Linked DNA regions of Mus musculus: all the other regions are linked to region 1. A link is a loop called in an ENCODE intact Hi-C map of the cell type or tissue named here. Cell type or tissue: heart. All regions are shown on one strand. Region 1 holds the start of Etv6 (ets variant 6). Region 2 overlaps Etv6 (ets variant 6). Region 3 overlaps 4933406J09Rik (RIKEN cDNA 4933406J09 gene). Region 4 overlaps 4933406J09Rik (RIKEN cDNA 4933406J09 gene). Region 5 overlaps Etv6 (ets variant 6). Region 6 overlaps Etv6 (ets variant 6). Region 7 overlaps Etv6 (ets variant 6).

The links. A loop is a pair of places that touch in the nucleus more often than their neighbours do. Peaks named below come from ENCODE experiments on the same cell type or tissue, not always from the same donor. Only the 100,000 strongest peaks of a DNase experiment are listed, where the experiment ranks them.
Region 2: it touches region 1 in a loop (3-fold over the local background); 14 of 42 quality-filtered maps call a loop at or near these places.
Region 3: it touches region 1 in a loop (7-fold over the local background); 11 of 42 quality-filtered maps call a loop at or near these places.
Region 4: it touches region 1 in a loop (2.0-fold over the local background); 3 of 42 quality-filtered maps call a loop at or near these places.
Region 5: a loop joins it to region 1, with 4 times the contacts of the local background. A loop is called at or near these places in 14 of 42 quality-filtered maps.
Region 6: a loop joins it to region 1, with 2.2 times the contacts of the local background. A loop is called at or near these places in 8 of 42 quality-filtered maps.
Region 7: it touches region 1 in a loop (2.0-fold over the local background); 3 of 42 quality-filtered maps call a loop at or near these places.

What each region holds. Positions count from the first base shown.
Region 1 is chr6:134,035,356-134,039,355 of GRCm38, forward strand. It overlaps Etv6 (ets variant 6), which reads left to right and starts at 345. Exons shown (of 8, transcript NM_007961.4): 1 at 345-783. The coding sequence starts at 751. In heart, a CTCF peak has its summit at 1,946; DNase peaks (open chromatin) are centred at 206, 626 and 3,686; H3K4me3 peaks cover 4,000 bases; H3K27ac peaks cover 3,698 bases.
Region 2 is chr6:134,142,191-134,146,190 of GRCm38, forward strand. All of the region lies in intron 2 of Etv6 (ets variant 6), which reads left to right. Among named protein-coding and RNA genes, the nearest start is that of Gm46978, 33 kb to the left of the region's middle. In heart, no CTCF peak of the experiment used is centred here; DNase peaks (open chromatin) are centred at 1,821, 2,131 and 2,741; H3K4me3 peaks cover 340 bases; H3K27ac peaks cover 3,908 bases.
Region 3 is chr6:134,387,234-134,391,233 of GRCm38, forward strand. All of the region lies in intron 3 of 4933406J09Rik (RIKEN cDNA 4933406J09 gene), which reads right to left. Among named protein-coding and RNA genes, the nearest start is that of Bcl2l14, 7.1 kb to the right of the region's middle. In heart, a CTCF peak has its summit at 2,467 (motif pointing left); no DNase peak of the experiment used is centred here.
Region 4 is chr6:134,363,698-134,367,697 of GRCm38, forward strand. The region is part of intron 3 of 4933406J09Rik (RIKEN cDNA 4933406J09 gene); the gene reads right to left. Among named protein-coding and RNA genes, the nearest start is that of Bcl2l14, 31 kb to the right of the region's middle. In heart, a CTCF peak has its summit at 2,474 (motif pointing left); DNase peaks (open chromatin) are centred at 2,464, 3,134 and 3,814; H3K27ac peaks cover 974 bases.
Region 5 is chr6:134,149,628-134,153,627 of GRCm38, forward strand. The region is part of intron 2 of Etv6 (ets variant 6); the gene reads left to right. Among named protein-coding and RNA genes, the nearest start is that of Gm52920, 35 kb to the right of the region's middle. In heart, a CTCF peak has its summit at 2,352; a DNase peak (open chromatin) is centred at 2,424; H3K27ac peaks cover 2,891 bases.
Region 6 is chr6:134,088,063-134,092,062 of GRCm38, forward strand. All of the region lies in intron 1 of Etv6 (ets variant 6), which reads left to right. Among named protein-coding and RNA genes, the nearest start is that of Gm46978, 21 kb to the right of the region's middle. In heart, no CTCF peak of the experiment used is centred here; DNase peaks (open chromatin) are centred at 2,019, 2,379, 2,995 and 3,479; H3K4me3 peaks cover 561 bases; H3K27ac peaks cover 3,651 bases.
Region 7 is chr6:134,258,043-134,262,042 of GRCm38, forward strand. It overlaps Etv6 (ets variant 6), which reads left to right. Exons shown (of 8, transcript NM_007961.4): 6 at 3,648-3,790. Among named protein-coding and RNA genes, the nearest start is that of Gm17089, 11 kb to the left of the region's middle. In heart, a CTCF peak has its summit at 2,081 (motif pointing left); no DNase peak of the experiment used is centred here; H3K27ac peaks cover 407 bases.

The DNA of each region.
Region 1 (4,000 bases):
GTCCCCAGGCTGCATTTGCGCCTCTGGGAGTGCACAGAAAAGCCCCTACTGTGCGTGGCCCAGGTCCTCCTGAGGCGCAGCCAGGGGAGTCGGGAGAGAGATGAACCAGGCTTGCTGGTCCTTGGGCCACGCTGCAAGGTTCCCCAAAGGCGTCCTCCGCCTCGGGGCGGCCCAGTGGGCATCCCGCGCCCCTCCCCCGCACGCCTTTTGATTTCTCCGCGGCCCGCGGTAACCCGAGCTTTTATTTCCTGGTGGCTCCTTTAAGAGGCAGAGCCGGGTGCTGGGAATTCACGTCAGTTTCTGCCCTGAAACTCTCAAGATCAATGAGCAGAGAGCTTTCTCAGTTCTGCCTTTCAGTTTCTCTCTTCCAGGAAGGAAAACATTCGAGAAAGAGAGAGGGAGGGAGGGAGCGAGGGAGCGAGAGAGCGAGCGAGCGAGCGCCGCGGGAGGGCGGGCGCGCCGGCCGCGGGTGGGAGGAGACACGCCAGGCCGGCCTGCTGCGCCCGGGTCGCCGCGCCGCGACCCGCACACCCCACGCCGTGCTCGCCGGCTCCTACGCCCCCGCACCTCGCGCCCAATCCGCGCGTTGAGAAGAGCCCCCCCTCCCCCTCGGGCGGCCGCCGCCAGCGATGCTGCAAGAAACTTCTTAAACGACCGCATCCCGCTGCCCCGCCGAGCGTTTCTGGGTTGGGGAGAGGAAAGGAAAGTGGAAAAAAACTGAGAACTTCCTGATCCCTTTCGCTGTGAGACATGTCTGAGACTCCTGCTCAGTCTAGCATTAAGGTAACGATCGGATTCCCCTCCTTCCTCCGCTGGGCGATCGGAACCCCCTTACCCCGGGGCTGCTGGTGCAGTTGCTAGGCTGGCGGGGAATTATTTGGGGCGCGAGGGAAAAGGAGATGCAGCTCGCGGCCGCGCTGTACCCTTTAGTGTAACCTTGCTGCACCCCTCTCCGCCGAGATCCTCTTGGGCTCCTGCCTCCCCCCCCCACTCCCTTTCTTTCTTTCCTTTTTTTAATAGTATAGAATAGAGTTTATTTAGGGCAAGGGGAGGGGAGTCAAGAGGGTAGTTGTGGCAGAAAAAAGCAGAGAGAGGGAGAGAGTAGAGAAGTAGAGGCAGGCCATGAACACGTGGAGAGAGAGGGAAGGGAATAGGGAAGGTAGGGGGAAGGTAATAGCCCAAGAGGACAAGAGAGAAAGAGAGCCCCACTCCCTTTCTTTTTGACAATGTAATGCCGCTCTCAATTGGTAGGAGGAACCCGGGTTGTCTTCAGATCTGTAGAGCACCTCCGTAATTAGTGCGCTTAAAAATAAGAAAGGAAAAAGAAAAACCCTTTCTCTTTATTCCTACGCATAACGTGAGACTGAATTGTAACTTTTGTTCCCAAGGGGTGGTCTCTAGGGAAAAAGTTCTAGGGGCTCCACTAGGATGCTCTCTCTCTCTCTCTCTCTCTCTCTCTCTCTCTCTCTCTTTACGCCCCTCCTCCCCCCCCCCCCCCCGTTCTATCACACAAGAATTTTACCCTCTCTTCTCTTCTGATTGTGATTGCAAGTCCTAAGACAGTCTTGGTGTCAGCTTTTCCTGGGCATTGCACAATGAAAAAAAAAATTAAACCAAGGTGAATAAAGTTGCTGAATAGTTGTTTTACGCTAGTGCATATGAAAGTTGAGCAATCTGAAAGTAGAAAACTCCTGTGATGAAGGGTGGAAAAGAAGTAGCTAAGCAAAATGACCTTCTCTGACAGTCCAAGCTGGTGTGGAAAAGCTGCAGTCTTGGAGCTCCCTGACCTGCTCTAAGTTCAAGAGGGATATTTGCAAACAGCCTTTGCCTCCAGGTAGTCGCATGTGCATGTATATACACAGTCTGTCTATATAGGCTGAGGTGCTGTAGTTAGTTGCTTTTAAAAAGTTGTTGTGAAGTTTGCCACCATTGGGAGGCAGGATGGTTTGACTGTCTACCTCAGTTATTTTTCCCATGCTGCGTTTATTTCAAGGTTCTGCCAGTCACCAGGAGGCAAGCTGTTCTGCTCAATGGGCAGGGCTGAAGTTTCTCAAGTTTTCTAATGGTTTGGCCTATTTAATATGTGCCCCTTGCATGGATGTTGGGGAAACAATGGGCAACTAGCCTGTTTTCTTCTCTGGGGCGGTGACAGCGGTTCATCTAGGATCTATGGGAGGGAAAGGTATTTTGTCACTGCCTTAACTAGTTTTTCATAATTAGAATCAGACCTTGGTGTTTCTTATCAGGAATGACGGTCATGGGTTCGAAGTCAGGCTGCCGAGGACTTCGAAGGTGCATTGGTGTCTCTGTTTTGTGCCTCACAGGAGAGCCCAGAAGAACTTTTTGGTCTTTTGTGTTGGTGAATATCTGGGGTAGGCTTTGGAGCAGCGGGGAGTGCTTCCCTGAAGAATTTAGGATACTGAGATACTTTTTCCTTTGCAATATAAATTAGATTCTTCATCGAGTTCAGGGGGAAAAAAGTCTTGTCCTATAGATAATCTGATTTACTTCACACTTCATAACAAAAACAGAGGCAACTGAATAATAGGGTATTAGAATGGTGAACTGTATTTGGCTCCATGGCAGTAAACCTGACAGCAGACAAATCTGGACCAGTGGTAGAGCAACAGCTTCCAGTTGAAAAAAAAAAAAAAAACGGCACAGTGGGGTCACAGTGGTGGTCTACCCCGTGACTTCTCCCACCTCTTCTAAACCGACTGCATTCCTGCTGCCCTGATGGGCTCACGGTTGATGCTGGGATCAGGGAGTGCGCCTCTGTTGAACCGCTTGTTTCACTGCATCCCAATGGAAAGAAGAGCTAACACATGTGAGAAACCAAGCCCCCATCGGAACACATCCTCAAGTGTGATAGGGAAGTGGTGTGCACTCCGCGCAATGTCAATTTTTTTCCTTGTTGTCTTAGGTTGTTTATTTTATTTTATTTTTTTAAACTTTGGTTCTGGGGATGGAACACAGAACTGTTTATTATACGGGCTAGCTGTAACCCAGCCCTTCCCGGCTTTCTGGGTACCTCCTTTATTTTTTATTTTATCAATGTCTTTTATTTTTACATGTGTCTTCCAAATGTATTCTCCGCCACCTATTCGAGTAACATTTTTTTGTTGTTGTTGTTTTTTTGGATTGTTATCTGTGGAGACAATCTGTGAATGTGTGCCTAGGCCATTGGTGTTTTTAGGTCTGTGTGTGCATGAAAATTCTCACCATGGAGCTGCTTGCGTTTATCCTGTTCCATAATAAACTGTGGAGATCAAGAAGAACCAGGATTAGTTCAGATCATCTGAAAATGCTTCAGTGAGTGATGTGTGCTTCATTTAGTCCTTGGGATGTGGCACTGTGATGGCGAAAGGGAGGGAGAGACAGAGACAGAGACAGAGACAGAGACAGAAACAGAAACAGAGGAGAAAAAAAAAGATGTTTACTAGCAAGTCCCAAGCAAGTTGCTTGCTTCTAGGGACAGCACTTGAGTCCAGTAGGTGATAAACTTTTTCTTGGGGTGAAGGATGCGAGTGAGTCTTTGAAGGAGGAGCGGATGCTATGTTGTACTAAAGGCACGAAGGCCGCCTTTGAGGAGAGATTTCTCTCACTCCTCCCTATCTGCTCTCCTGCAGCACAAACAGCTGGTCAGCGGCAGTAAATTCCTCAGCCACTGGTGAGGTGGAGGCCACAGGAGCCTGGCCAGAGGCAGCCATGGGGGGCGGGGTAGTACTTTGTTTACTTTTGAGCCCTTGTCTGTTCTGTTAAGGAAAAGACCAGAGTCAGACCGGGGTGGAGTTTCCAAGGTGAAAGTTTCTGAATTGGTCAATCAGTGACACCTCTAAAGACCATTTGATTGTAAGGTGTCTGACAGGAGAGCAGGGAAGAGCCTTGTTTGACACTCTTGTAAAAGAGAAGCTCTCCCTGCTAGGCTGGGGTCACCCAGAGTGACATGGAGCCTTGTTAGTTGTCCGTAGTAGCCCTTCTGCCAGTGCTGTGGCATTCT
Region 2 (4,000 bases), 110 kb after region 1:
GCCCCACCTTCTAAGGGTTCCACCATATTCTAATAACACCATAGGCTCTGGTGTCCAGCTCTTCTTCATATGGGTCTCTAGAGATCTAGAGATCTAAACCATAACAGATTCGTAATGTGTTCATAGGGGCTCTCCTGGCCTTTTAAGTACCAGGCCCCAAACACTATTGGTAAGGTTGGACTGTAGAGTAGCAAGATACATGTGTTTCAGGTGTATACAGCAGAATTTCAGTAGTTCTGTGCCTTGTTTTAAACCTCTATTAAGCACGACTATCCCCTGTTTAGTTGATTTAATCACATTCAATCAGCGGTCGACGTTAATGACATTTACCTGAAGGCTTTGCATCTTACTCTCTCTGTTTGGCCTTACTCAGTCCCTAAGATTTGATACTAAAAAAATCGGAACCCGGGACTCATGTATCATATCTAACAGGGCTTTGGATTATGATGTTGTGGGTTAATAAATAGCCATAATAACTGCCCTGAGTTTTCCAGAGTCGGGACACCAGAAATGGTCCCCTGGCTCTCCTTTCTTTCCTTGTGAATCTTTCAGAATTCTTACGTTACTACTCCTGCGTGTGTGTGTTTAATAATTTAGTTCCTGTGAGAGCCTCGCTGCTCACCCCACTCTGCTGCTGTGTCTCCTCAGCAGAGTGACTGGGGTTCATCCAGTTGCAAGGCAAGCTGAACTCCATCAGAATCTGCACACACAGACAGATGTGGCGGGCGCCTCTGTTTTAATTGGCCGGAACCATAATTCTCTATACTTTGAAGTCATGCTTGTCCTCAAAAGCAGAGACAACCATGAGAGCTAAATATAATCTAGTTAATATTTTATCGTGTCGTGAGAAACAAGACACATCCGTACACGTTATCTAATCACGTGACAGTTCTTGAAGCAGGTGTTCAAGATCCAGCCTCAGGTCAATGGGCTTGTCCAGGCTCACACAGGAGGGAAAGGGTCTAACAGGATTTCTGCCCCACAAGCTAGCTTTTAGCCTCTTTAGGAGGAGGCATATAGGCAATGTCTCTGGGACTGGAAGATTAGTCCAAAGAATGTGGATAGACTATGGGAAATAAAGGGTTCAATGGCAGACATGGTTCTAAAGACGCCCCTTGGACATGGATAGGCACGAGCCTCCATCACGCTAGCATGTCCCTTTCAGAAGGCTGAGGGGGAGTCTCGGGTAGTGTTAGAGCCAAGGGTAAGGACTGTCTCTTTCTGGTTTTCCCCCACTGCTCTGCTGTCCCTTTGCTTTATTTGTGTGTGTGTGTGTGTGTCTGTGTGACCTGAGATTGAAATTCAGTTTATTTCTGCAACCCATGGCAAGACTGGCTTTAGAGGCCTTTGAGGACCAGCTCTGAAGACTGAATGGGCTTTAGTCTCAGGACAGTGTCTTCCAAGTAGAGGGTTCAGCTTCTCTAAGACTAACTTTCTAGAAATGTCTGCTGACTCTTGAGAGGTGAGAGATTCCTGTAAACGACAGAGTTCACATGCATAACGCTGGCATGATGCCAATAGTGGGGAGGAGGGTAACTCAGTGCAGGTCTGCTGTGGTCTTCTGTGCTTAGCAGGAGGCTTCCCCACTCTCATACTACATTTGTCTCCTTAGGGAAAGGACCTGGAGCTAACTCGTCCACAGTCCACATAGTATTGAGATTGGTGTTCTTGACTTGTGGTGCAAGCAGGGTTTCATTGCTGATAGTTTCCCATGATTGACAGGCTCCCTCAGTCTGGAACTTTCCCTGGCCCTCCCCTCTCATCTTCTCAGGTCTGTCAAATCTTCCTAGGCCCTTGGCCATCAGTAGTGTTCCAGAGGTGACCTCTCCTTACAGCTGCTTGTGACATGTGGTGACATCACCACCAGAGTTGAGGCTAATTCCCAGCCAGTGTCTTAAAGCAGTACTGACTTCTGGCAAAGTTGGTCAAGCTGCTGACGTTTTTTAGTCCTTTATTGCCCCTTAAACCTTCCTTTGGGGACCTTCATGTTTTATAACCAAATGCTCACTGTTCTCAGTTTTCCTTACAGCACATGGGATAATATAAGGGTCCAGTTTAGCTGCTTCAGATAACTCCAAAGTGGAGGGGGGTGGCTGTCTACAATGGAACAGCCAGCCAGGATGCTTCGGAAGGGAAATTTCCTTTTTGGGTGTGCTGTCTGAAAGAATTTCCGATGCAGGCAGACGTTAATTCCTAGCTCCATGCTTCCTGATAAGGAAGCAACTTCAATAAATGCAGCTATTTATAGATGTCTCTCTTCTCTCTCTTTAAACATATAACCAGAGGTTTATTGACCTTTTCTTTCGCTGCACATTTCTTGCAGTGAGCTGTGTGCACATTTAAGGCAGTTCCTCCAGCAAGAGCTCTGGTGTTTGCTCTGACTCTCGGTGGGATCCAGAGGGCAAACACAGCCACCTCTTGCATGTCAAGGGCTCTCACTTTTTTTTTTTTTTTTTTTTTTTTTTTTTGCCTTCTGAACTAGACGGAGGCTGCTGGCAGTTGCTGGTCCCCACGTGCATAGATACACACATGGCTTAGGTTTCTGTGCTGCTGGGATTATCTGATGTGAACAGATCCAGGGGAGAACTATGTTTTGGTTCATGGTTTCCGAGAGTTCAGTCCGTGGTCACTAGCCCCCTTTTCCGGGCCCCTGATGAAGCAGATCATTAAGGCAGTAAAGGCCTGCGGTGGAGGAATTTCCTCATGGGGTAAGGAGGAAGCAGAGGAAGTCAGGGCAAGATGTGTTCCCAAGGCCGTGTTCCCGATGGCCTGCCTCTTTCCTCTAGACAGAGCTTCCTGTTTCTCTCCATCTTCCAGTAATGCCATCATATTAAGGACCCATCGATGGATTAATCCAGCCCTAATGATGCAGTTGTGTCTAGAAATGTCCCCCAGATATACTCAGAGGTGTGCCTCAGGAGTCTCTCGGGTATTTGTTCCTGTCTGTTTTCAAATACATTTTAATTTATTCCTTGAGAACTGCACACAATGTGTTTTGGTCAAATACATCCCTAGTTCCTCCCCTCCAACCCCTACCGGGATGACTTTATCACATCTCCCTCCTAACTCCAGGTCCTTTAGACATGCCTTGAGACAGTCAACATTAACAATTAACCGTCATAATACGTGAACCCAGAGGTGTCTGATTTACTCTAGACTCTGCATAGGTTTGTGACAAACAGAACCATTGAAACATATGAGACATTGAAAATCAGTCAGTTTTGGGAAAGAGACATGGTCAACAGAAAATGACCTTATGTCTACCTTGTTTCTGTTATCTCCCTTTTTTTTTAAGTCCTGAGAAGTTCTGTGGCCTTCTCTTGACAGGCTAAGGTTTGCAGATTGAAGAGCCTTACCCTTCTACATATAAGCAGGCTCATGTATATGCCGACTGTACCCCCCCGGGCAGGGATGATGGCGATCCTGGATGATGTTAGCATGTTGTACACTTCCCTAACCTCTCCCCTTCCTCTTCATTCTCAGAAAGCATTAGTGAGATGCCTTTACCCAAGTCTGATACAGTTCCCATTCCTACATAGCATACATTTCCCCCCTTTCTTCTGTCCTTTTGCTGCACCTCTTCTGTAACTCACTCTTGAAGATTCAGGCAGGAATGAATGGCCCCGACAGCTGCATCCTTCCACAACTCAATCGCAGAGGGAACCTCCAGGTGCTAACTGGTTTCACTGCTGTCCTAGGTAAATTTGGATTCTCAGCTGCTTGTGCCGAGTATGAGTATTTTAGGGGTTCTTTTACTAATCTCATCTGAGGCAAGGGTAATGAAAGATTTGGGGGGACTTACGCAGTTCCTGACTCTGACCACATGCCCAGTGTGGATTCCCAGGTGCTATCAGCCACCTAGACTCACGTTCCCGCTTCCAGCTTGGATGGGTAGAATAAGTCCCATTCTTTTGAAATTGGTCATCCTTAGTGCTTCCTACCGACTGTGGATGCTAATAGCTGTTAGATGGCACTCTGAGATTCCAGTAATAGAGCTACA
Region 3 (4,000 bases), 350 kb after region 1:
GACACCATAAAGACTGCCATGTGGTAAACATAGACACCATCTCTTCCTACAAAGTCACTAATCCCACTGTCAGGGTTCCAGTCCCCTAGGATGTCACCTACTCCTAATTAGCACTGAGGACTTACCTCAAAACCCCATCAGCATAAATCTGTGGGGTTTCAACACATAAACTTTTGGAGAGAGTTACACTGTACGCGTAAATTGTTAAAAGAATATGAAGAGACGGCGCTCAGCCTTGGAGGCCCAGGAAGCTACTACATAGGCCATGGCTTTTAGCCAGCCAAGCAAGAGCGAGGAGGGCACTGTGGGGGAAGAGCAAGATGTGACTCAGCAATGGCGATGTGTGTGCAGGCAACCAACGACAATCCAAGCATGGATATGGCTGGAGCGAGAGACAAAAACTGGTTCTTGAAAGACAAGCAACGGTGTGTACATAATCCTGACTGTAGTGGGTGCCTGGGCTCTTGCAGCCAAGCCTGTCTCTCTGAGAGTGGCTCCCAGGGTGGTTTTGAACAAGAACCCACCTCCAGGATAAATTCTCCCTTGTGTTCTCCAGTACCCGCTGGAGTCTGGTACACTGGGTACCCACTCAAACTGCTGTGCAGAACTACGGTGAATAAACAGCCTTAGCCAGAGTCCCACGCATGCTTAACTGCATGCCCCCCATACCGGATTTATCCTGTCACAAATTACTAAAACCCCTGAGAGGTGGACCATTGACTGCTAAGCGAAGGTATGGATGTCAATAACTGCAATCCAGTGAAAAAGAGGTGATAAGTCAAGTGTGTCCAAAATACTTCTAGAGACAGAAAAGGCAGCAATTAATGGCGAGGAGTGGGAGGGAGGCAAGTCTCTCAGGAGGGAATATTTGAACTAGATCTTGAAAGTTAAACCTGGGTTCCCAGTGAGATTTCAGATATAATAAATGTGAGAAAGGGGGCTGGGGCTGGAGTTGGTGGGATGTTTGACAGGCACCCACAAACCCTTGGGCTTCATCCCCAACACGGCATAAACTGGACACGGCGGTGCACACCTGTGAGCCATGTGCACTCAGAAGATGCAGGTGGGAGGGTCAATAGTTTAAAGTTCAAGACAATAGGCAATAAGCAAACAACAAATGGAAGAGTGCACGGACAGTACGAGTTAGAACTGTAATTTTCAGCCCAGGCTCACCTAACGGCCTTGTTTGCTTGTGACACGGTCTTTCCCTATATCGTCCAGACCAGGCTTATATTTACCATCCTGCTGCCTCCAGCTCCCGAGGACCGGAATTTCAGGTGTACCCACTAAGGGAGCTTCTAAGGCTACCAATGCCCAGACTACACTCTGAAACCATTAAACCAGGCTCTCCGGGAAGCCAGAGTCAGCTCGTATTCATCCCACTGCAATGCTAAGTCCGGAGGCACTGGTCTAGAAAGAACGCTGTACAGTACTCTCGGAGGACAGGCACTCCGCAGTGATTTGCGATCCTTGAATGAACAACAACCCCCCCCCCCCGGAGAAAAAGCTCAGCGAAGCCGCTACCATCAGCTCTTTCTGGCTGCAGATTCTCCCCCACCAGCTCTCTGCCCTGCGATCATCAAAGTTTGGTCTCCAGGCCAGCGGCATCCGCAGCAGAAACTTCGGGAGTCGGGCCCAGCCACTAATGCGTACCCAGGGCTGGCAACCTCAGCAGTCATCACTGCTGGGCATCCGGGTGCAGTGGTCCCTGGCTTACAATCAAAGTGGCAGAGAGCCAACACTCACTTGTTTCTTGTGGTACCAAGAAAGGGCTCTGGGGATGGAAGCGTGGGGTTTGGGTTTTCTCCTCCTCAGAGCAAATTTGCTAAATAGACCAGGAGATTCAGGATGCGGAGAAGCACGGATGTGCCTACACAAGTTTCCTTCAGAGGGATGGATAAGACTAGGTGTTCCAGAGCTCTCCCCAAAAGGAACTACCGGACATGGCCTTGTCTAATCCCTCCTTCGAAACCTCCAGGCTGTCCTGGAAGGGGAAAAAAAATTCAATAAATGAAACAAGTTTAGAAGGAAAAGGCTTCCTAAGTAAAAGTGGAAATCGCCATTCTCCCAAAGATGTAAAGTAGAAACAGGGTCCACACAAGTGACCTGCCAACCCTGGAGCCCAAGTCCTGGAGGAGTGTGAGCCTAGAATGCCAGCGCTTTCTTGTGCCAGACTCCTGATTCTCTCCACTTATTAGAGGATTATCTGCTACACAACTAGATAGCTAAAGTTCTTTGGGAGTTTCCCACTTACATTCATCTCTACTATTCTGCACAGACGTTCAGGACCTGTGGAGTTTTTAAACACACACACACACACACACACACACACACACACACACAAACACACACACACAAACACACACACACACCTGCTTTTGGTAAATAAAAAAATCCTCAAGGACTAGAAAATTGGACTCGACAGCGTGTGTGTAGCGCCACCTGGTGGCCACAATTGAACGGCACCGTTTCCTTCCTTGTCCTGTGTTTATGAAAGGCTCCAGACAGGTACAGATAGATTCTTTCTCCCGTGTGGTCTGTCTCCTGCGAACTCAGCCACTTTGAGATGGCGACTGGAAAAAAAAATCTCCTTTTCACAAAGAAAAATCCTTGTCTTTTCACAAGCACAAAGCACAAATATATAAGCAAGCCATAGTGCTTTGTTCAAATCAACAAGTATTTAACATCTTCTGAATCCAAGGTTCTGTAACTGACAAATGGCAGCACGAAAGAACTTTCTGCGCTGTAAGACACGATGGATGGTGCCCCTTCCCTCACCATGAGTCCTCGGGTCCTTAGGGTGCCCTTGACTATCATTCTGGGTTCCATAGCCATGAAACACAGTGGTGGTGAGCAGCTGCCGTGCCTGCCAGGACACACTGTTGCTGACTGAGCAGTCTGGAAAGTGAGTTCTGTCCTTGATGTCCACCGTGACCTTGGGTGGGTGGCTTTCTGGACCTTGGTGTTGCGGGCTTATTAACAATCCTGCTCTACTGTCCTCATAAATCCCACGTTTTCAAAATGTGTCACCTGTCAATATTCATCTCTAAAGCAGGAACTTTGTGAGTTCTGCTTCACAACCAAATTTACAAATGTCAGACAAGTCAGAAAGGCCAGTATCCAACAAAAACAGTCCTTCCTGAATTAAGATGAAATCATAAGAGTGTCAGATGAAGGAAGATGAAGAGAAGCTTTCTCCAGCAAGACATCCCTATAAGAATGGCCAAACTTAAGCTGGCCATGGTAGCGCACGCCTTTAATCCCAGCACTCGGGAGGCAGAGGCAGGCGGATTTCTGAGTTCAAGGCCAGCCTGGTCTACAAAGTGAGTTCCAGGACAGCCAGGGCTACACAGAGAAACCCTGTCTAAAAAAAAAGAATGGCCAAACTTCTTTATGGGAGAGGAAGACAGAAAACCTTGGAAGATTATGAAGCAAGAAAATTGGTATGGGGGCGGGGGGAGCAAAACTGAGAGTGGGTGGAGTGGAGGCGCCTTCTCTGCTTGAATTCCTAAAATGTGTTTAATAGTTGAAGTGATCAAGCCAGCTCAGTCAGCCAACAGGGTCTCAAGGGAGGGAGGGAGGGTTGAAAAGAAAAAGACAACTAGACAACACTATAGCAGGACTCCAGCCAGGGCTGAGGCTGAAGGGGGGTTATTTTTTTTTCTAGTCTGCTTCTATATCATTCTAGGTACATACAAAGAAAATGGCCAGTCCTGAGGCATAAACAAAGTAGTCAGGGAACAAACAAGGCATAAACAAAGGTCCCAAGGTTACTGTATTCAGGGCTCTAACAAGACCCATCAAGATACAAAGGATTCCTTAGCTGTAGTCACCTTGAGTGGACTTTCGTGTCCCAGCCCAATGTCAAAGTCCTGCCAAATTCCTAGAAGCAGCCCCAAAAGCCCTCCACAATCAAGGAAAAGTTGATAACACTGCCTGATGCCATTTCCAATGTGTGTAAAGGAATTATTTAATAATTACGCTATAAACACAGGAAGCC
Region 4 (4,000 bases), 330 kb after region 1:
GAATAAGTTCTTAAAATTTTGGTGCAATAACAGTATGCCAAGCAAAGCAATAAAGAACCCTCCAAAAGGCAATCGGATAATAGTGGAAGAGTATGAGAAGACAAAGAATCAAGAACGGGTGACAGGAACAATGAGCTATAGAATTTGAAAATAGCCCCAGTGGATTGTAGGAGTGGAAATGCACAGCTGTATGTAATTAAAAAAAATGTGTGGTACTCTCCAGATGAGGGAAGTCCATAGGCAGAAATGACATGGGTGTCTATAAGGACTCTACTAGAACCTAAGTTTATTAATAAAAACATAAAGGAGTCTGGGTAAGGTCACACATGCCTGTAATGGCAATGCTCAGAATGCTAAGGCAAGAAAAACATTAGTTCAAATCCAGCCTAGGCTATATAAAGACACTCTGGCTTGAAGGGTGCAGGGGAGGAAGAGAAAAGAAAGGGAGAGAGAGGGAGAAAAGGGGAAGAGAATGAGGAAGAAGGGGGAAGAAGAAGAAAAGGAAGGGGGAGAGTTACCAAGGAGGAGAGAAACATTTATTACTTATTATTTTAAGAACCCAACTTGAGGATTTCTTCCGTGAGTATAGGTAGATAGTAAGATTTGATTTAAGTGAGAAAAACGGATGCAATAACGGATCACAGAACGTGGCAACTGGCTGTTGGTTTGCCTCAGGACTCTGGGGTTGAGCTGGGTGGGCTGAGCTGAGGAAATGAGCTTCCTGAGTGGGAAGCAGCCCTGGAAATCTGAACAGATTGGCAAAGGCAAAAAATGCAGCACCCACCCTCATCATTGCCCTGAGGCGAACATCGTCCCATGATGCTCCCAGGATGACCTCGTTACCCACAGGACACTTGGACAGACTCCACCAATCACGAGCTGCCTGCAAAACCTCTCGGGCCTGGGCAGCGTCTAGGACTTGTGTGAGCCTCCCATAGATAAGTCTACTTATTCCCACGTAGAGCCTCAAGCCCAGAGGCTTGGCATCTGCAGCCACCCACTGCCCGTGACAAACCTAAAGTTACCCTTGCTCCTTCCCTTCCCTTTACCCCCTACTTCCGGCAGGCAGGTTGTGGCTGTTAACACAGTTTGGGAGACAGCAAAGCATGTCCTGACTCCTACCCACCCCAATCTCACATCCTTCCTAATTTCACCTGCTTTTACCACAGCTCCTTCTCAACTGATTCACCTCGTTAATCTTGAAATCTCATCTGAGACGTTTCCTCCTGCACCGGCTCTTCCTGGGCAGGGCTAAGAGGCTCTACCTCTGTGCATCTCTCTGTAATTACCAAAATCAGAGCATATAATTTTCTGTATGGTGGTGGTGGTGGTGGTGGTGGTGTGTGTGTGTGTGTGTGTGTGTGTGTGTGTGTGTGTGTGTGTGTGTGTGTGTGTTTTAACTTATTAATCTCTTCATTTAAATAGGAGGCTCTCTACACAGACTGTATGTCAATGTGCTTAAGACCCTTATAAAAATGTTGAGGCTGTGACTCAGTGGGTAAGAGCACTTTTGCTGCACAAGCAAGCATGCGAACCTGAGTTTGGATCCTTGGCACCCACCAAGAAGTTGGGCATGCATGGCTGCAGCAAGCCTAATGCTGTAGGTGAGGGGGATGGCTGGATCGCTGGGGCACAGCCTAGCTGAAGTGTTCTGAACTCCAGTGGGATTGCCTTCTTCAAGGGAATACTGTAAAGATGTTCTCCTCTGGCCTCTGCACATACACAGGCATGGGTACACACATGCACACACACACATGTGCATGCACTCATACAAATGCACTTACACATACACACGCATGTATACATGCATGTACACTCACATGCAAATGCTTGTGCTGGTTTCTAAGGGGGACCTGGTCAGGACTGTTTCCTAAGTTCCCAACCATGGGCAGCCAGGCATTGGCACCAGTGAGCAGACTGCTGTTTCTTCAGAGATGTGGGGTGGTTTTGTGTCCTGTGGCACAGGAAAGTGCTCCATTGGCTTTGATGCTTGTTCCACTTTGGTGTATCAGGTAAAAGTCTCTGTGGGGAGCAGGCATGTGCTTGAGAAAGAGCTCGCACTGAGGACCACCAGAATCATGCTCTCATCTCACAGCTACTTCCAACACAAAGTCCCACCACCACTGGTGCCTACAGCCTGGGGCATGTGACACCTGTGTGCAACTCTGTCCTTTCAGGAACACGTTGAAGTCACCCATGCCTTCCCTCTCATGGAGAAAAGTGCAAACTTGGAAAGACACATTTCCTTTGCAGCAATCTGTAGCTCTCCTGAGATCTCCAAAGCAGTGTCTAGATAGACAAACTGAGGTTCCAAGAGATCACAGTCACTTCAGATCCTCCCCAGAGCAAGCTAGAGCAGAAATCAAGAGGTGACTTGACTCACAGGTCCAGCTGGCCTCGTGGTGAACATCAGCTGACCCTGTAGCTCCTGCCCATTTCGGTGACAGAGCAGGCCCATGGCATCACTGCCTCCTAGTGTTGACAGGGCCAAGAATCCATGTGGTCAGACCAGAGGTGGCCAGAAGAGAAAGGATAATTTGTAACCCAGCGACTTTTTTTTTCATTATGATATCGTGTCATTTCTTGCCAGAAGAAGGGGGAATTTCTCAGAGAAATCCATCACCCTGGTAAATATGGGAAGACAGGGGTCTTTGCCAGCAATGCAGTGTCTGATGCACCCACACCCTCCAGCAGGGCTCCCATGTAAGCTTCTCAATGTCCTCAGACCCCCCAGTAGGTGGGGCAAAGCCTGGGCAGGGATTGCTCAGAGTGTTTGTTGTTGTCCTTGTCACCCTTGTTACCAGGGATTTACCTAGAAGCTACACAGAAAACCCCCTTATTTCTAACACGACAAACAGGAAAGCATCCAGTGACAGAGGTTAACTGCTTTGCTAACCCGAATGCATAGGCCCTGGTCATGGCTTGCCGTGTCCAACATTAGCTTTAAGAGTCACGGAGCATCTTGGCAGGGGTTGACAAGGCTTCAGGTGACTGCCCTCCTTCCCACAGCCGGCAGGATTTTTGTTCCAAGTCTCAGCTGGCCAGGTGGCTTCCAGCACTCAGCCACCCCAGGCTGAGTCTGTGGTTCCCTTTGCCTGGGACACAGGCATCCCAGCTCATTTCCTTCCTGCCTGTCCCCACATGCAACGGCTCCTGAGAAAGAGGAACCAAATACCATCCGTTTCACCCCTATCAATGGCCAACAAGGTTGTTCCCATCCAGGACATAAGGTCTTGACTACCCTCTTGACACCCCTACTGCACCCCCAACAGTGAAGCAAGCAGGCTGGAGGGAAATGCGCTGCCATCAGCCCAACAATCAGGAAAAGAGGTGATGTGCCTTTAAGATGAAGGTGGTGGGCAGCCATCCATCTTCCCCAAACACAGACTTGCCTTGTTCTTCCATTTCTGGATGAGTGATAAAAAACGTTAAATGTCACTTCCTGTATCAGTGGTTAACCACTAGATGCTGGATCAGAGATTTACCAGAAGTGAAGTTAAGGAAGAAAAAAAAAAAAAAAGAAAGAAGAAAAAAAAAAAACCCTGCTGTTTTCAATAACCCTTTCTGGTGCCCTGTGGGAACTGTTTAACCTTTAGAGAGACATGAGGGGTTGCTAAATCTGGCTCGAGGACTTAGATTGGCCAAAGGCTTTCTTGTGCTTTCTCTGGGAGGCAAGGAGAGAGGTGTGCTGGGTACAGGGGTCTGGGAGGCAAGGAGAGAGGTGTGCTGGGTACAGGGGTCTGGGTAGGGGAAACCCAAGGCACAGGAACCGAATCCCCCACGCGCCTTCTCAGCCTGACTCGATTTCAGGATACAGACAACCATTTGGTTTCAATGACCTGAGGTTTCTTAAGAGAAAAAGCAGCCTTCCCTGAAGCAATGTCCTTGGCTTCCTGCAGTGTGCCCTACAATGACAGGAAAGGGAGGAGGGGTACTCCCCAGGAACTTCTATTTAGAAGTGGCTGTGGTCTGAGGGCTGGAAAGGCCAGACTGATGCTTT
Region 5 (4,000 bases), 110 kb after region 1:
CTACATCACAAAACTCCTGTGATGGTTTCTACCACCCACACATTATGAGGAAAGAACATGGCGGATACAATGGAGTATTGTAGCGCTGACATTGTACCTACAGCTGTGCCACTCTCTGCCTATTGGCATCTTTGTTTGCTGAATGGAAGATTCAGATTCCCAAGTGCCTGTTGCTGCACCCAGGACAGAGAGGGCTTCTAGTTGCCTCTGAACCGGGCCAGTGTTCTGCGAAAGCAGGGAATGTGGTCCCCCAGTTGAAATGACTATGAGCGCCTTGAGTGTGAATTATCTGCTGTAATGAACTTCTCTGCGCCTGCCTTTCCACCTCTGAAAAGCATTCCTTTTGCATCAGGCATGTTCCCACCTAGCTCCGTTAAAACATTTTTTTTTTAGATTTATTTATTTTATGTGTGTCAGTAAGTTACTCGTAATTATGTATATATGTGTATTACATACATGCCTCTAGAGCTAGGAACTAAACTGGCACACACAGGGTGCTTTGGGGTATCTATAAGAACAGTGGGTGCTTTGGCTGCTAAGCAATTCTTCTGAGCCCCTAGCCCCACTTTTTAAAAGTAGTCAGGAATGTAGGTAGGTAGTGCCTTGGATAGAGATGGTGACTAACCCACGTCCTTTCTTCATGCAAATTAGTTTATTAAATTTCTCAATTCCCTTGTATCGGAGGGATCTGTAGCTGACGTGGAAGGCCAAGGATCAAGTTGGAAATAACGTCTGTAATTTTGCTCAGGAGATAGACGAGTGAAGCAGGACAAAATCCAGGTCCCTTGCTTGATGAAGACAAAGTATTTTAAACCTGGAGCCCCGAGGCTGAGAAGAGCACCCAGTCCTACTGCTTAGCATGCTCGGGTGCTATCTCTAGATGATGCCAGCGATGATCTTGACCAGACAAGCTGAGCATCTGAAGGCCAGCATCATGCTGAGGATCCACGCCCTTTGTGTCCTTGGGCAGAAACAGTGAGTTTGCAGGTACAGATCCTCACACACAGAAGGGGCGCGTGAATTCACGTTTCAGTGAGGGGGTCAGGAAGATCTTGACCTTACCGGGGTAACTTACACGCATGTAAGACATTTTGTCGCTGAGTCCTCTTGACAGCCCTGTGAACTGAATTTCCTTCTCCTCACCATTAAGATGAAAAGTCCAGTTTAAGGAGGTTAAAAAGGCAAGCTCAGCCAGCGCCACTCACAGAGCTGGTAGCCAGTCCAGTGGCCTCTCAGACTCTGTCTTCCTTCCTTCCCAGTATAAACCAAAGCCCTATTATCTAGATGAAAAGAATGAAAAACAGTGTCACATTCCCTCTGAGACTCAACTGCGGTTAAGACTTCATAAATTTCAGAAAAATAGGATAACTCACCAAAGTAAACATTTAAAAAACCACCTCACAGCAAATGGCTACCGCAACCCCAAACCTCAAGGTTCATATATTGAGATTTCAGTGAGCTTCATGATTCTCATCCGTCTCTTAAATACGGCTCTGTTTCCTGGTAAATAATATCTCTTCAGAGCCCTGGCACATAAATAGTGTAATAAGATCAGCTCTGAGCAGGCTGCCGTTCTAGTGCCCTCTAATTGCAGGGTGAAAATCCAGGGCCGCCTTAGCTCCTCATCTGTCTCCGTCTCTCACTGGCCACTGCCTGACACCCAGTCTGAGGTTCAACACCGTCTCTTCTTTTTGTGCTTTAGATAGATCCGTCCTTTGCACAGATTTTTTTTTTTAAATAAAGTGATTTGAAATGGAAAATTAAAAACTTAAATGCAAGTTTGGCAGCTTCTCTCTTCAGAAGCTTCATAAAATTCTCTATAGCACAGCTGCTCTGGATTCTCACCACTTAGCTGTTCTCACGATGTCTGAGAGATTAATTCTTACAGGGATGTGGTTGGAGATACTCCCCACGTCCCGTCCCCACCCCCCCATCTCCCGCCTCCCATGTTTCGCCGAGAATCTTCACTGGGAAAAGTTATGTGGAAAATCCCATCACCCGAGGTAAAGGTTCTTGAGTGATAGACACCTTTGGGAGTCTGTTACTTACCATGTTGTTTATGTGTGCTCTACTCATTTGAAATCCTGTCCTCTCTGGCAAAAATCTGAAATCTTATGTGCGATCCTGATAAGTGTGTGCCGACACTGTCTTGGGATGCCTCTGTGTGTCTGTGTCTGTGTGTGTGTGTGTGTGTGTGTGTGTGTGTGTGTGTGGTCTATCTGTTGTCTCTGTGGATCTGGATGCAGATACTTCAATCCTTCCTGGCAGATTTAAGCTCTCCACGTCCCACAGGCTGCAGTAGAGGACAAGGGCGGCATCAGAGAATGGAGAGCTTTGGTGGGGTCCCCACCCACTGGCCCAGAGACCAACTGTTTATCCCTGGGTCCCGGCAGCAGCTGAAAGCCAGGGGTGTTTTTGGGATTCGGCTGCCAAAGTTTCTTGAATCAGCCTTGTTCAAAGGCATATGCTGGGCTCACTTCTGAGGGAAATTTCCTTTTTGGGGAAGTTGAAGCAAAGGAATTTCCTGTGTGGGCAGACAGAGCTTCCTGACGTGAAGGCTTCTTGGAAGGGAAACAGTTTCATAATGAAATGACAAATTAAAGATATACCAGCCGGGTTCACTTCAAAACAGCTATTGAGAGTGCAGGCAAAGCCCTATTATACCCCCTCACAGAACAGAAATAAATCCCATCCTGACAGGTTTCTATATGCTGGGTTATATCTGTCCCCCCACACCTTCCTTCACAGTCTCCCACATGCTCCCTCTCCCACCCCCACCACTAGCTACCACCATCTCTGTCTTTAACAGGCTTCGAGCAGTCTCGGGGAGGCCTGGGGCATCCTTCCTGCCTCTTGTCACCTTTCCTTACCAGCTTCGCCCATCCTAGGAGTGCTTGGAGCCTCCTTGTAGGTGATGGTAAAGCCCGAGGCTGCCCAGACTTAGGAGTGATCTCTTTCCTTCTTTTGACATGATTGAAAACAATGATTGAAGATGGCTTCAGCTGGTTCCTTTAGCTGCCCCTTAAAATCTTGTAGGCAGTCCATGTAACTGCTATTCTTATCTCAGAGCTGGTCTGAAGCCGGCTTTGTTCAAGAAAATAGAGCTCTCTCTGCACTGGGCAGATGACGGTCTTGTGCTGAGCGTGTAGTTTTTTGCACTTCAGTCAGCCAGTGTAGCGGAGTTTTGGTTTTGTCTTGTACACTGATATGAAGATTCCCTTTGTTGCTGTTTTTATTTTTAAGACAGGGTCTTGCTTCATAGCCCTGGTACTGATCCAGAACCCACCTTGTAGACTAGGCCTTGGGCGTGATGTAATCCTCCTGTTGTCACCTCCTGAGTACGCATCTCTTTCTCTATCTCTCTCTCTCTTTTTCTGTGTGTGTCTGTGTCTCTGTCTGTCTGTCTCTGTGTCTCCTTTTCTTCTCCCTCCTTTCCCCCTCTTTTGTTAGGGTTGGGTTAAGGATAGAACTCAGGGCCTTGTGCATCCTGGGCAATTTACTCTCCCACTAAATTACACCCCAGCACCCTACATTTCTTTTCTTTTTCCTTCCCTCCCTTCCTTTCCTTCTTTCCTTCTTTCTTTGCCTTTAGAAAAAAACAAATTAAGAGAGAAAAAGATAACAGCATCTTTTGGGCAGTGTGTAAGAACAGCCATTATTCGTTAGGCCTAGGTCAGTAGGATCAAAAACTTACAGACCTTGGAAACCAACGATTTTAAACTGTCATTTCTAGCACTATACAGCCAGCAATGCAGCCAAGTCTCTTAACCTCTTGGCCTCAGTTTCCTTGTCCTTACAGTGAACACAGCAACAGCTTTTCTTCATTCCTGTATAGAAATTAGGTTGCGATCTCAAACATACTCTGTAAACACTCAGAGCTCCATCATGGTTTTTCATTAATCCACCAATGGACTCTTTTGGGGTTGAGGCCCAGTACTGGGCTAAGATAGTAAAATTATATTTACAGATCAGTTTGGTAAATATTTATTAGAGATTTTTC
Region 6 (4,000 bases), 53 kb after region 1:
TGGCTCTGTGGCTGAAGGTGCTTGTCACCAAGCCTGAAGTCCTGAGTTTAAATCCTGAGACTCTAAAGGTGAAAGACAAGGACTGACCCCCACAGATTGTCTCCTGTCCTTAATGTGTGCACTCTGGCGTGTGCGCCCTCCCACACAAATAAATAAAATAAAGAATCTAAATGGACCAACTTTATAATATTTGATGTAAAAATAATCAAAAACACTTATGGGCAAGCCAAATGAAATAATACTGAGACTGCAGACCACTTGACCCTGATCGCCTGGGCTTGCAGTTGGTGCTCTGTTAGTTCTCCTATCCCAGGAGTCCTGGGTGGAAGGAAGCGAGTGGCTGACTCGGGGAGATGTTTTGGAGGATTCACAGAGCCCTCCAGGGTCCTCAGAATATCTCCTGGGTGATGGCTATTCCCAGAGGTGACATGACAGAGCCGGACACTTTCCTGGGTTGACTTTTGTACTGTCTGAGCTGTCAACACCCCTTTCAACTTAACATTTGAGGTAGATTTTAGGAGGGATAGGTAACTGCTCTGTGCACTTAATAGTCAATTAAACATCTGTCCATAAACATTGGAACTGAGAAAAGGAGAAAAGAAAGGAAGAGGGATGGAGAAGAGGAGAACAGGCAGAGGCCGGCAGCTATCTGGCCACGGCAGAGCATTTCCGGGTTTTCCCTCCGTAGCTTTTATCTGAGACTCCTCTGTTTCTTTATAGACGTTATTTCGGCCTGCGTGTATTTTGTCTGTGTCGCCATTGAAAGACAAGCACCATAAACTCGGAGACTCGGCTTTTTAAGGTCTTCACCGACTTTCTTCTTTGTGTCATTCACTGGGTGAACATGGTAGTTCCAGAAGATATTGGATGAGTGAGTGACAGCCGCTAAGAGGAGCGCCAAGCTTTGTGGCTGAACGATAAGTGGCAGAGGGGATGATAGCCTGAAGGTCAAGGGAGGAAGGGATATAGGAAATAGAAGGAAGAAAGGGTGGTCTTTTCCTTTTCTGTTGTTTTCCCAATATGATGTGAATTCACTATAGGCAGGAAATAAATGATGTCATATAAAAACAGGATGGAAAAAAAAAGGACCGATTCCCAGATTCAGTAGCTCTGGGACGTGACTCGTGAGGGCTTCTCATAGAGTAAAGTTTGTTTAGAGGGCCAAAAGTACTCCAAAATTTGAGCTATCCTAGTTTTATTAACCCAGGCTCTAGTGCTGTGTGTGTGTGTGTGTGTGTCTCTGTGTGTGTGTGTGTGTGTGTGTGTGTGTGTGTCTGTGTGTGTCTGTCTGTGTGTGTGTATGTCTGTGTGTCTGTGTGTGTGTGAACTATCTGGCTCCTTTACTCCTACTCTCTGCCCTGGCCTTCAGAGGTTTGTGAGCAGCATTAGATTAGATCATCAGCTTTGGGAAAATAGAGCAGTTCTTTGGCCAATAGCCCATACTCTAGACTGCTCAATTCTTTTCAGCCCGAGTAGCTAAAAAACGTATATTGATTTAGACTGGTCGGACCTGCTCTCTTTGATTTAAGGACACGGAATACCAGAGTTTAGGTTAACAAACGTATAAAAAAAACCATGTTGAAGAGGCCGGCAGAAAACAGACAGCCTCCTCAAATGCAAACGATGCTTCCTTCCAAAACTGTGGAAGGACTCTGAAGATAGGTACTAGCCCAGTACCACAGCTTCCTCAGGATGGGAAGAGTGTGTCATTAGAAGATTGATAGCAATCAGGACAGCCAGCTGAGCTGCCCTACTTCTGTGCTCCGCTCATTGCCAAGGTCACCCAGGCAGGGGGTGTCCCGTGTCAGTGTCTCTGGAAGCACAAACTTAGGAGCAGGAGCCCTGAACCCACAGGCTTCACGGGAGACCATGCATGGAGCAGCAGAGTCTGTCTTTGGAGCCACCATCTTTGCTTCAGTCCTTTCTGGATTCAGAGGACTTGGCATTTTAGTGCTTGACTCTTGACAAGTCCTCTGGAAGTTTCCCTGCCAAGAGCTCCTTGGGAAGCCAGTGTCCCTCTGCTTGTGAGCATCAGCCTTGTGTCCTGGCTCATGATGTCCCCAGGTCCAGCTTCCACCGAGTAATGAAAATAACAGGGCCTTTCATTTGGAGAGCGGCATTTTAAAAATATGTGAACTATTTGCTGTGGTTATCTCATTCCTTACTGATGATAACAGTGTGAGAAAAAACAGGGTGTCATTCCGTCTGTCCTTGGATGCTTGAGACTGACTAATAACCACAGGCAGGTTAAGTTGCCCAGCTGGTGAAGGACAGAATGGATAAGAGACAGTGTCTCTTCTCCAGGGAGCCCAGATGCCCCTCATTGCAAGACTATCTGTCACGAGCCTGTGCTGAACAAACCCCCCAGAGCAGGAAGTCTCGTGTGGTGAGGTTTAGCTTTCATGGTCCCTTATTTGGCTCTTATTAGTAAATGAGTAAAAGAATGTGCTCGAAGCTTCTGAGATAGGCAGGCTTCTGACCTCCCACGTCACCCATGCCTCATATAGAGGGAACTTGGGAAGGCTCCCTCCCCTCCTGTAACTTCCCCCCCTCTTTTCCCCTTTCTTGTGTGTGTGTGTGTGTGTGTGTGTGTTGTTGTTGTTGTTGTTGTTGTTGTTGTTGTTGTGTGTGTGTTGTTGTTGTTGTTGTTGGTGGTGGTGGTGGTGGTGGTGGTAGATGTGTATGTGTGTTTAGGGGCACATATGTAGGGGCTCATGGTTCGTGTAGGCAGAAATCTGTCAGCAGGCCAGAAGAAACCACCCAGTGTCTTACTCTCTCATTCTGTCTTACTCCCTTGTGAGACAGGGTCTCACTGAACTTGGAGTTAGGCTGGCAGTCGGCAGGCCTCAGGGATCCTCTTCTCTCTGCTGCCAGCAGCACTTGGGTTTCAGGTGTGCATGTGACCACACCTTCTTAGTGGGTGCTAAGGATTTGAACTCTGGCCCTCCTGCTTGAACAGCAAGTGCTCTTACCCCTTGAGCCATTGCTTAAGCTCCAGCTGTGGATTTTCTAGCGACCTCATGGGAGGCTCTAGTGAAGCAGTGGGGTCAGCTTGGCTGTTCTTTGTGACCATGGCAGATAAGCGAGGAAGACAGATAAGTGAGAAACTCTGAATGGTCAGGGTTTCTCAAGTCTGATGACTTGGGGGTTAGACAGGAGAGTCCCTTTGTGGTTGCCACATTGCCCTTCCGAGCCCATGCCTGGCATTTCTAAGACAATTGCGTTCATGGCTGTATCTGTCTGTGCTGTGACAGGCCATCAGATTCACCTTTCCCATTCTATAAATGGAACTGGGGCTAAAATCTTGACTTTGTTGGCCATATGACCCGCTGGTTGGTTTTTCCTGTTTGGGGAGCCCTTGGCTTCACAATGAAGTCTGTACCCTCAGGTGGCCCTCTCTGCCAGAGCACCAACTCCTGCGAGTTTGAAAAGGAAGACAAACCTGTATTTGGTAGAAAGGGCCTATTGTTCCCAGGCGGTGCTGTGGCCAACTTCTTGGACTCCTTTGGCCGACACTGAAGAAGGAATTGAAGTCAGAATGCTAATCGCTGGCTTGCGTAGACATCAACAATCTAACCTCAGGGAGCTCAGACGAAAGTAAACACAAGTGCTCAAGTTCAGATTCTTGAAGAACGGGCACTGGGAATGAGGCTAGAGAGGAAAAACGATATGCTGAGAGAAGGAATTCTCATTCCCTGTTTCTCAGATGGGCAGGCCATAAAAATAATAAAGCCTGTACCAAATGCGGCGGTGCATTCCTGTAGTCTTAAGTTACTCAGGAAGCTGAGAGCAGGGCATCAGATGTTTGAGGTCAGTCTGGGCAACTTAGTGAGACCCTGTCTCAATGAACAAACAAACAAATAAAGGGCTAAAGGGCTGGGTATGTAATTCAATGGTGGAGTGGTAGCTTAGCGCATGTGGCTCTATGGGGGTAGGTAACCCCAGCCTGGTGGGACACTACTATAATACTAGCAACCGAGGATGCTGAAGCCAGGAGGAT
Region 7 (4,000 bases), 220 kb after region 1:
AGCACTGACTGCTCTTCCAGAGGTCCTGAGTTCAATTTCCAGCAACTACATGGTGGCTCAAAACCATCTGTAATGGGATCTGATGCCTTCTTCTGGTGCATCTGAAAATAGCAACGGTGTACTCAGATATATTAAATGAATAAATAAGTCTTCTTTTTAAAAAGGAGAGATAAACTTAAAATTAATAAGTAACTTATGGTTTAAAAATAATAAACATGCATGTTCAGTTGCTTTATAGGATGGACTTTGTTAACAGAATATAGCCTATTTTATTTATTGAATTATAGCATTTTTATTATTGATCAAAGAACATTGCATCTGTACAGACATGGCATCAGACAAAGCTAGAAAATTCCAGGTGGTCTCTGATAATAGTATCCAAAAGATCTAGAGAACAAGAGATTGTGCCTTTTACTTAATAGAAATATTGAAAAGAAAAATAACTCAGGTGGCTTATACTTCTATAGTAAATAAGAAAGAACATGGCTGTGTGGTCAGACAGTTATTTTTATCATCTGGGCATAATTTTTAAAGAAACAGAGAAATCAATAGTGCTATAAAAGCCACTTACACTCTGAGCTTGAAGCAACTGCTTTATGCCATGAAATTCCCCTTGCTACTTCCGTTAGTGGCTGAGTAATTCAGTGTGGCTTGAATGTCAACGTTTTTATTACGCAGCTAATGTTGGCTTTGCTGGATTAAATGTCATTTAAAGTGATCAATTGGGAGCTTGTTTGGGGTTACTTTCAAATTTATGAAAGGGGAAAAACACTGCAATATACAAATGTTCTTGAAGCTTACAAGTACAGTCTGTTCTCCGGCGAGCCCTGTCCTGCATTCGCCATCCAGTGGGCACATTATACAGTCACATTCAGGAACCAAGTTTGAGGTCTCTGAAAAGACTACCTGACACCCCAGGGCTGGGTAAGCCTTTAGCTGAAGAAATAATCCAAGGGACAGCTGGGCTGTGCCATGATAGTAAAAGAAAGTGCAGTGGAAAATCCCTGCGCAGATGGAAATGGAGGTCAGGAGAGCTGTCTGCTCTGTGCCTACGTCTGAGCTCTGCAGCGGGGCTGGAGCCCAGAGCTGTGCTTACCTTCTGTTAACCTTACTGAGGTGGATACAGTAGAGCTAGGCATGGAGGTGCTCACCTGTAACCCTATCACTGGGTAAGTGAAGGCAGGAGGACCCTGGGACTTACCAGCCAGCCAGTCAGGCTTCACTCACTGATGGGTGTCAGGTTCGATGAGAGACCTTGTCTCTCAGTGCATAGCAGTTAAAGAGATGCCCAGCCTTGATTTCTGGCTTCCACATGCTTTTCCTCTCATAGGTATACACACATGATTGTTACCACACAGGCATGCAGAACAGGGGCCGTGTGCACACTTCATTTTTTCCTCACTGAATAGCATTTTATGTGAATAGGGCTTGGTTTGGGGGAGATGTTTTCCAGTCAGGTAAGACTACAGAAAACTCAAGTGTGCCTGCCCTTTGATTGTGGCACCAAAGCCAGACTAGAGAATCACAGCTCAGGTCTTGTCTTAGGCCATCCAGGCTGCTGAAACAAAATGCTGTAAGGTGACCACAAACAGTGGGAATTAGCAAAATGTGGTGGTACATGCCTGCAACCTCAGCACTTGGAGGGTAAAAGCAAGAACATCACCATGAGTCTGAGGCCAGCCTGGGCTACATACTGAAACTCTGTCTACAAAACAGGAAGTACAGGAGAAGGAGAGGGAAGAATGGAGGGAAGAGGAAAAGGAAGGAAGTGCTGCCCCCACTTTCTGGAGACTCCAGGGTTGAAGGGCAGAGCTCTAGTGTCAATTTGAGGTCTGCTAATGGATGTTCCCTCTCTTTCCTAGGTAGCATCTTCTTGCTGTGTCCTCACAGATAGATACGTAAGGGAGCTCTTGCAGTTATCTTTTATAAAGGCACTCACTGGGGCTGGCAAGCCGGTTAGGAGCACTCGCTGTTCTTGCAAAGACCCCAAGTTCAGTTCCCAGCACCCACATGGCAGCCCACAACTCTCTGTACCTCTGGTTCTGGGGAATCCAGCGCCCTCTTCTGGTCCCTGTGGGATCCTGCATGCCTGTGCTACTCATTTGCTCACACAGGTGTGCCTGTAAATACGTGAGATGCACGTTCAGGGAGCAGCTGGAAAGGGCAGCGCCTACTCTTAAGCCAGGGGTTAGTCCAGCATCTGCTATGCCCAGAAGGTGCATGTTTGTCTCTGCTGCGCCTTGGTCTGGGCTGGAGGGCAAACCAGGTACCATTACAGCACTAGAAACCAGAGATTCACAGCCAAAACTCTGGGCTGAGCCCAGTGCAGGACAACACTAAATCATCTTATGAATGTTTGCTGTCTGACCACTTAATTGGGTATGAGTTCTCCAAATGAGAAATGATATTCTTGCACGAAGTTCCTTTCCACCATGATTATGATAAAGCAACTTGAAAGACCTCCAAAGGATGATTTAATGAGAACATCTGTATTTTTTTTAAATGCTAGCCACAGTCCCCACAGCCAACGTCACCAAGCCACATAGTTTTTAATTTCCCATCATTTTTCATTTCTTGCTGTTTTCTTTTTAGCCCCTGTCTTCCACTATCCCTTCAGCATCTTCCACCATCTGCAAAATAGTCTAATCTTTTAATTTTTTTTTTATCATACTGTTCTCATTGGAACACAAGATTTTCTTTCTGGTCTTGAGGAATGGACCAGTCAGTAAAGTGTTTGCATGGGGACCTGATAGTGACCCCCCCAGAACTCACATAAAGGCAGTATGTATCTGCAAACCTCTGTAAAAACAGTTCTAGGGAAACAGAGACAGTCTGGATCCCTGTTCAGTGAGAGACTATATCTCTAAATAAATAAGATGTAGGTGAAGGGGCTGGCGAAATAGCTCAGTGGGTAGGTGCTTGCTATGCAAATAAGACGACCTGAGTTTGAATCCCAAGCGGTGGTGTAAAAGTCAGGTTAAATGCCATGTAAAATGCACAGCTGTAACCACAGAATTGGGGACGGCGGTGGATACAGGCGGGTCTTTAGAACTTGCTGGCCTGCCAGCCTAGCAGGAGTGGTGAACTACAGGTTCAATGAGAGGCCCTGTCTCAAGACAATAAGGCAGACAGAGCATGATACCAGTGTCTCCTCTAGCGTCTCAGTGTATATGGATATGCCCACACACACTCACACAGAGAAATTCCAAAACTAGTAAGATGGAAAATGATGTATGAAGACACTTAATGTCAACCTCTGGCCTCCAGAAACACAGAGAGAGAGAGATATTCTCTTTCTACCATTTATCCATCTACCCTCTCTGTAGCCTGTTATCAAAGCCTATTTATTCATTTGCAGGTACAGCTTGGGTGGTACAACTTCAAGTTCTGTCGTGACTTTGAACAAGTCTGTTCCTCCTTGGTCCTCATATAAAGGTGGTAGCCTTGGTCAACACCGAGTCTCCCTGGGTCAAAGGGTCAAAGGTCGGCAGGAGCTCCCCGGCTCTCTCAGGACCCATTTCACCTGTGAAATAAGGAAATAAGACAGTCAACTCCAGGCCCAAGCTGTGGTTCCACACCCCTTTTCTAAATCTTGTGACTGCCTCCACAAAAACACTCTCAACAGCACTCTCCTCTCTCCTCTGTAGACTGTAGACTGCTTTGGGATTATGTCTATCAGTTGCTGTCTGACAGCCGGTACGAAAACTTCATCCGATGGGAGGACAAAGAATCCAAAATATTCCGGATAGTGGATCCCAACGGACTGGCTCGACTCTGGGGAAACCATAAGGTAAAAGGGCCAAATATTTGTTGGGGAAGCTGTTGCCAGAACACAGGCTTCATCCTTGAATTGGAGGGTGATTGTCTTGCTGCCTCCAAAGCCTGCCCATGATTCTTTGGTTTCTCCTCACTGGGCACACAATTAGGTAGCTATGAAGGAAGGAAATAATTAAAGATCCCTGTTTTTCCATGTGTTACCTCTGTCCGGGGCCCATTAACT